Regions from separate parts of the Mus musculus genome. Here regions 2 and 3 are each linked to region 1. The links are chromatin loops, found by intact Hi-C in ENCODE. Cell type or tissue: heart. All regions are shown on one strand.

Region 1 (2,500 bases):
ATCCTTCCATATAAGTTGTAGGTGTAGACTATGGTCTGGAACTACACAGTAGTTACAGCTTTCATTTGTATGTATATACCCAATGTGTTATATAATATGTTGGGTACTATAGACTCTTTTGCACAGTGTTCCCTCATTCAGTTTCCAGAGTAACTCTGTTGAAATGAATATCACTGTGTTTATTTTGCATGTGAGATTTACTTGGCCATATCTCAAATAATAGAAATATGCCCCAAATAACTTTGCTTGTTAGGGTCATTTGTGGTGGTCATCTAGACAGTTTTACTAACTGTCTAACTCATGTAAGATTTTCTTAAAGGAGTAATATTTAAGAGAAAGCAATAAAGGGCAGTCTGAATTTACTATTTAGGTCTATAAGGGAACAGATAACTTACTTTGCTAGCTTGCTTGTCATCATCTACTTGCGTAGGAAAACCTTACATCTAGGTTTTGGCACACTGTGGTATTTGGCTCTCATGGAGGGAAAATCATTCCACTGTGTCCTCACTTTTAAGGTACCTGTTAGAACTTGCTATACTTGTTTGGCCTTTGTGGGAGGCTGTATGCAGCATTCTGTCTGGTGGATATCTTTCCTTTGGTTTACTTGAGAGGCCTGCCAGATTCTGCCCATGGAGAGCAGAGTAATGGGTGTCAGACGATTGGGGAAAAAAACATATTTGCTTGAATCAAATTTCTCACTTGTCTTGTGTTTTTACTTCTATCATTTTTTTGTGGTAGTGGGTTACATTATTATACAATGAAACAAGACTGCCTTTACTTTCATTTGTGTATAATATTTAGTTTTTTTTATTGAACATTTTTAGAAGGAAAATCCAATGGATCTTTAAAAAACTTTTTATTGGTTCTTTCTGAGTTTCACATCATGCACTCCAACCCCACTCATCTCTCAGTCCCTTTGTACTTACCCTCTGCCCTTGTCACCTCCTCCTAAAGAAAAACAAAACAAAAATAAAATATAAACAAAAGAAAACAAAGTTTAGAAAACATCTTGTCATGGACACTGTAGTGTGTTACAGTGTGTCCCACAATATACACTTCTGTCCACATGTTTTTGCTTGCAGATGTTTATTTCATTGAATCATTGGTCTGCTTGGAGGCTATCAGTACTGGACACTATCAGTATTGGATCTTCACTGGCACTCCTCTTAGATATCTTGTTATTGCCCTGGGTTGTGAGTTCCTGCAGCTTTGGATCAGTAGGACTAGCTTATTCACACACTCTAGCAGTTCATCTATGAGGTAGATGCTGGAGTAGGCTAACTCAAAGCCCTGGATCTGGGCATTGGTGGTAGGTGACTTCCTCAGCTTGACAGCTCTCCTGCATCTGTACCACTAGGGGGAGCTGTCCAGCATTACTTGAGCGAGTTCACACAGTGCTGCCAATGACAAGGGGCAGAGTAAGCTCTTAGGTTCTCATGCCCCTGAACAGCTCATCTTCAACCATAGGACTAGAGACAGCTCTACTCTTGTGCTCCGTTCACCCATCTGCCTACCACATACTTATACTTTGTAGTGGCTCCCACTGCAGGAAGACCATGTTGCTGGTCTCTGGGTGTCTTCCTCTGCCCATGCCACTGGGGCCCCTCCCTGTTCCTAAGCTAACCTGTGTACAATAAACCATTTCTGTAAATAAATGCTTTGAGTTTCACATATAAGAAAAACAGCCTAAAATCTGAAATTAGAGTTCTGAAAAAATTTAGACAAGGGAATAGAAAGGAAAGACTTTATGTATGTTAACGATGTAATTTCTTTTCCTTTCTTTTTTTGTTTTGTTTTGTTTTGTTTTGAGACAGGGTTTCTCTGTGTATCCCTGGCTGTCCTGGAACTCACTTTGTAGACCAGGCTGGCCTCGAACTCAGAAATCCGCCTGCCTCTGCCACCCGAGTGCTGGGATTAAAGGCCTGCGTCACCACGCCCAGCAACGATGTAATATTTTAATGCTTCATGAAAGTCAGAAAATAGTAAAGAGAACTGAAGAAGATATGTTTATTTGTTATTACAGCAGGTTTGTGTGTGTTCGGGTCCTAAAAAAGTAATTTCTATTTATTTGCTATTTAGCTTCCTCTCGCGTTCTCTCTCTCTCTCTCTCTCTCTCTCTCTCTCTCTCTCTCTCTCTCTCTCTCCCTCTTCCTTTCTCTCTGCCTCTCTCTCCTCCTCCCTCCCTCCCCCACCCCCCCATTAATTATCTGTAGCTGTCCAGCAGCCATGGAGAACTGGGTACACTTGAAAGGAAGGCTGGGAATGAAATAGCACTGCGGGCGAGAAAAGAATGAAGCCAAGACAAAGATTTCTTATCATGGCTCAAAATTTCAGCTCTGAGTTTTTATAGGCAAAAGCCAAAAACCAATCCCTTTGTTTCAGCTGGATTCTGTTGCTTTGTTTCAGCTAGATTGAGTTGCAAAGTAAACTCAGTAAGTGGTCAGCTCCTTAAGGCTCCATAGGAAATGCAAATGTGGCAAGGCCAGGCCCTGACTCCAGC
Region 2 (2,500 bases), 160 kb after region 1:
ACCAGTATTTGGGAGCCATCTTAGATCTAATGTCATATAATACAGATCAGGACTCTTTGTAGAGTCAGAACCTGTGATGCCTCGCTCTCCATCCCACTTTTTCCTTCACAAGTTGACCTCTTTATCCCTATGCCCCAAAATGAAGAACCTTTTGGTTTCTGAAGCAGGAGAGACAGAAGTCTGATCTTCAGCAGACAGGACTGTTTATTAACACACACAACTTGGGACAACCTCTCTCAGGCTACAAACTGAAGGAAGTGATGACTGTGATTCTTCATCAAGGAGGTGTGAGGGGCTTGGAAATGAGGAAACTGTTGTAGTCTACAACTGCCTCACCTACAATCTGTCTTTACAGAAATTGTGTGCCTGAGTCAAGACATACTATCACTTCTGGGATAACTGGTGACAGATCATCTCTAATATCATAGGAGTTGCTTAATGTTGTGACAGTGGTAGTAGATATGGAATCCTACCCGGTATCAAAACTATATGAACTATACATTTAGCAAGGAAAGTTTATTATTTGTTCCTGTCCAGTGGTACTGGAAAGTTCATACCAAGCATGGTGGCACATGCCTGTAATGTCAATACTTAGGAAACTGTAACAATGAGCTTCAAGTTTGAGGCAAGCCAGGGATACATAGGGAAATCCTATTTTAGTATGGAGAGAGAGAGAGAGAGAGAGAGAGAGAGAGAGAGAGAGCTCCTGTCACATTTTAGCAGGAAAAAATATGGTTTTTAAATGAATAAGAAACATTTCTGTAGAGCCGGGCGTGGTGGCACACACCTTTAATCCCAGCACTTGGGAGGCAGAGGCAGGCGGATTTCTGAGTTCGAGGCCAGCCTGGTCTACAAAGTGAGTTCCAGCAGCCAGGGCTACACAGAGAAACCCTGTCTTGAAAAAAAAAAGAAAAAATTCTGTATAGCAAAAAACCTGCTGTTAACATCTCTTCATGTTAAAAAGATAAACAGCAGGATTAAGTGTTTACTTTGAGCTCCCATGCCTGGCTGTTTTTCGAGAAAAGGGAACGCAGTGTCCTGTGTCTAGTTCCCAGCTGCAGGGAAGCAGCCCTCCTCCTGTCTTCTGGGGAGCTCCTCTCTCATCTGGGTCAAGCCTCTCCTGGCTCTTCCTGCTCCTGGGCCGCCCTTCTCTGTCTCTTGCTTTTTATGTTTATACTCCGTACTCCAGTTCCTTCTCCCTTGTTCTTGAGTTGATGCTTAGTAAAAGGTTCTGAAGTAGAGAATAAGATTTTGTAGATCCTCAGAGACTGCAGCCTCCGACAGTGACCTAGAATAGAACAGCCAGCCTGTCTTGATTCCGGGAATTCTTAGTGGACTGCTAAGAACTGCCCCGATCTCAGCGTAAACACCCACATGGTCACTTAATCTTCCTTCTTGGCAAATGTGCATGTGCTGACACACACGTCCGCAGTTTCCCTTGCTCCCTCTCTGTGGAGCAGTGAAATTGTACCACTGAATGAAAGAAAGAGAAGTTAGTTTAAAAGGAAGAGGGAGAGTTTGAAATTCTCAAAGGGATTAGCCTTTAAATACCCCTCTACAAATCTAACTTTTTTCCTTTGTCATTCATTTGATAGTTTTTGTTTTTTATTATATGTAATTTTTAAAGCGTTTTAAAGCTGCAATGAAGCTGATAAAGGCAAAAAATAAAAAGTTTTCAGGGTCTGGATATAGCTTTGACTGAATGCTTGATTTCTACACACGAGGCCCTGAGTTCAATCACCAGTGTATGTAAATGTGTGCACACATATACACATACACAGGAGGGAAAACATTTTTCAAAGGCAAACATTAACTATATAATAGACCTTTATATGTCTAGCATGTTAGACCTCTTATGTGTGTTCTTTTGTTTCTGAAAAGGATGATAAGGGTTCATAAATGTCACCTGCGTTCTCTTTGTTGTTGTGTTTCTTTTTGATTCGGTGTCTCACTGTGTATCACAGAGTAACTTTGGACTTGCTGTATATATCCCACAGTGGCTTCAAATCATGATCTCTGCCTTGGGCCTGGGATTAGAGGCTGATGCCATTGTGTCTACCACTGTGGCTGTCTCCTGATTGCGGAGGTTCTTCCTGGGTGGAACCGAGTGACTAGCTAGGACAGGGCCAATGTAGGTAATGCATTTCCAAGTTATTTTTGCTTTACCCTTAGCAAAACATTACATTACAAATAAAACCACAGTAGCTAAGGGGTGAGATTGCTGCCATAAAACCCGTCATCACAGGTTGGTTCAGGCAGAAGCTTTACGCTGCTATCATCTCTCTCCCTCTTTGCTTTCACATAAAGATTACCCTTCTATGAAGACAAATAAATGAATATCACTAGCAATTCAGATTGTCTAGATGGATGACAGAAAATAAGATTTTTGATTTGGGAAAAAGTATAAGAACTCAGGTGGTGGTAAGCAAGTTAAAGTTACCTGGATTGTGTGGGAGCCAGTGGAGTTGTGTTCATCAGCCACAGAGCACAAAGTTAAGTC
Region 3 (2,500 bases), 150 kb after region 1:
CCCCTGCAATTACTATCACCATCCCACAGAAGAAGTTCATAGTTAATGAGGTAAAGATGAACTGGCTAAACTACTCAAGATCTTGATTTTTTTTTTTCAAATATAACATGGGCAAACACATTGGCAGGCCATGCCAGTTTCTCTATTCCCAACAACCATCTAAAGCAGGCAGAGAATACATAAATAGATGATAGTGCTGTGGGCCAGTAGATGTTCACCTACAAAAATCGTGAAGTGAGCATTTGGTCCACAGCTTCTGATCTGCTTAGGTAGGGAGATGTCTTGATGTCTAGATTTTTCTTTGCGCTGCCAATAAGGACAGGGAATTTTCAACCTCTGTTGTAGGTTCAGCTCTAACCTCACACATTGTACATCAAAACAGTGATGGAAGGTGTAAGTATGGGCTTTGTTTTGTTTTTAACTACCTTCAAAAAATAAAATTGCAGTGGTACATTATATATTAATATGTAATAAGCATATGTTAGTAAATATAATATATTAATTAATTCATATATTAATTGTCTCAACTCAGTTTTGAACCAAGATAAAAATCTGAAAGTTTTATTAAAGAATTATGTAGTGATTTTACCTTTTTTTTTTTTTTTTTTGGCCAGTGTCAGGTGAGCTCTGTTCCTTTTGTAGACCGACCATCATTATGTCTGGTTTGTTCTCCTAGCCATTGTTCCCCTTTGTTTTCCCTCCCCCTGTCTGCTGCCCTTTGCTTTCATGGCCAGTGTATGCATCACCTTGTATTTCTCATGGGTACTTCCTCTCGCTTCTGGGAGCAAAGTGGGAGAAATAGAAGCACCACAAAAGAAAAAAGCAAGTAGCATAAAAATAAAAGTATAAAATGAAAGCAAGAATTAATGTAAATTCAAAAAAAAGCAGTAGAGGTTAGTGGGAAAGAATATTCAAATAGTGTATTCAGTGGCCTCAATTCTAATGCCAGCTTGGATCTTGGCTCGAGCGTGTGACATTGAGTTGTTTATTGCTTGCAGCCTCAGGTTTCTCAGCATTACAGAGAGAGATGGTTATAATCCCACACACTATTTTGTAATATAGTAAATGTGTTTCATACTCCAGTGACTTCATTCTTCTATAAATATTATTCTTGAATGTCCACTGGATAGTAGCTTTTCTTAGATATCCATGCATTCATCTTGGCTGCCATACTCAGAATATGTGCTAGATGTGGGCAAGAAGAAATGAACTTCTTATTCCGCAAATAACACACAGTCTGCAGCCCTACCTTCTGAGCATGCCTGTGTGGCTGATCTCATTTTCCTGTTCCTTGTTCTCGTGATCTGTAAATCAGATCTGCTTCCTGATTCAGAAAAGTGAAAGTCCTGCATTACTGGAAAGATAGAGACTGTTAGAACAGGAAGGTAGCCAGCAGCCTTGGCACTGCAAGAGAAGGGGTTCAGAGGGAGGAGCCAGTAGTGAAGAAGCTGAAGTACACCCACATTTGTGATCATTTCCTGATGTGAAAGTGTTCTGTCCTGTCCTGGATGTGCTCAAAGAGCTGATGCTGAATCTGGGACTGTCCCAAAGCTTTTTAATTGTGGCTTGAATAAGGCTGTGGATTCTCTGTGCCCTTAGGTTTTGAGAAAGATTTCTATTAGGGAAGTGAGAAGCTTTTCTTTAGAGTCCTTGGGATTCTTACCTCCTAATTGTTGCATATTTAATACATTAAAGATATTTTTTAAGCCATGTGGGTATCACTTATAATGAAATTCACATTTAAATTTCATGACAAACTGTATGTCCTTCTAAGCAGACCAGCACCTAGAAATGGCTAACATTTCCCTACAATGATCTTAGGAAGCTGAAGGACCTGCCATTTTAGATTAGTTAGGTGATGAGAACCATGAGCATTTATAACATTATTTTAGAATTGGCCCTGTGAGTTTTAAGACACAGAACTGAATGTACTGCCAGATATTTTTGCAGGAGTCACAGATGTGAAAGAAAAGTCTGTACACACATCCCCCGTCCCAGCACCCAAATGGAACATATGAGTGAGGCCTTCTGGATTTGGCTATTTTTAGAGAAATGGAGGTGAGGCCAGAAAATACTTTCTTGCAACATTTTTTTTTATTATATAACATGAAAAATATTTGTTATAATAGTGATCTATCCTATATTGTGATTTACCCTACTGATTCAATTAACCTCTTCCAAACAATTAGTGAAGTTTTGCTTCCTAATATTTGAGAGCTAACACATGGTTCTCAGACAGGGGCTAGATCTGGCAGAGCTCGAAATAAAGCAGCATTATTCAACATTTCATTTTGTGTTGTTTGTGTTCGTGGCTCAGGTTGTGCATGGAATAATGTGACCACAGGACTGTCAGTCTGATCCTTCCGTATTAATTATTTGGGAGGAGGCATGTTTGTGCTGTGGTGCCTGTGTGGAGTCAGAGGATAACTTATAGGAGTTGCTTATCTTGTTCCACCCTGTGGAGTCCAAGGATTAGCCTCAGATTATCAGACCTAAATAT

What was found. Hi-C counts contacts between places; a loop is a spot of excess contacts. Peaks named below come from ENCODE experiments on the same cell type or tissue, not always from the same donor. Only the 100,000 strongest peaks of a DNase experiment are listed, where the experiment ranks them.
Region 2: a loop joins it to region 1, with 3 times the contacts of the local background. A loop is called at or near these places in 4 of 42 quality-filtered maps.
Region 3: a loop joins it to region 1, with 2.5 times the contacts of the local background. A loop is called at or near these places in 4 of 42 quality-filtered maps.

What each region holds. Positions count from the first base shown.
Region 1 is chr16:16,103,324-16,105,823 of GRCm38, reverse strand. All of the region lies in intron 5 of Spidr (scaffolding protein involved in DNA repair), which reads left to right. Among named protein-coding and RNA genes, the nearest start is that of Spidr, 42 kb to the left of the region's middle. In heart, a CTCF peak has its summit at 1,349 (motif pointing right); a DNase peak (open chromatin) is centred at 1,363.
Region 2 is chr16:15,947,255-15,949,754 of GRCm38, reverse strand. All of the region lies in intron 10 of Spidr (scaffolding protein involved in DNA repair), which reads left to right. Among named protein-coding and RNA genes, the nearest start is that of Cebpd, 61 kb to the right of the region's middle. In heart, a CTCF peak has its summit at 1,430; DNase peaks (open chromatin) are centred at 1,124 and 1,354; H3K27ac peaks cover 903 bases.
Region 3 is chr16:15,955,451-15,957,950 of GRCm38, reverse strand. All of the region lies in intron 10 of Spidr (scaffolding protein involved in DNA repair), which reads left to right. Among named protein-coding and RNA genes, the nearest start is that of Cebpd, 69 kb to the right of the region's middle. In heart, no CTCF peak of the experiment used is centred here; DNase peaks (open chromatin) are centred at 1,380 and 1,980.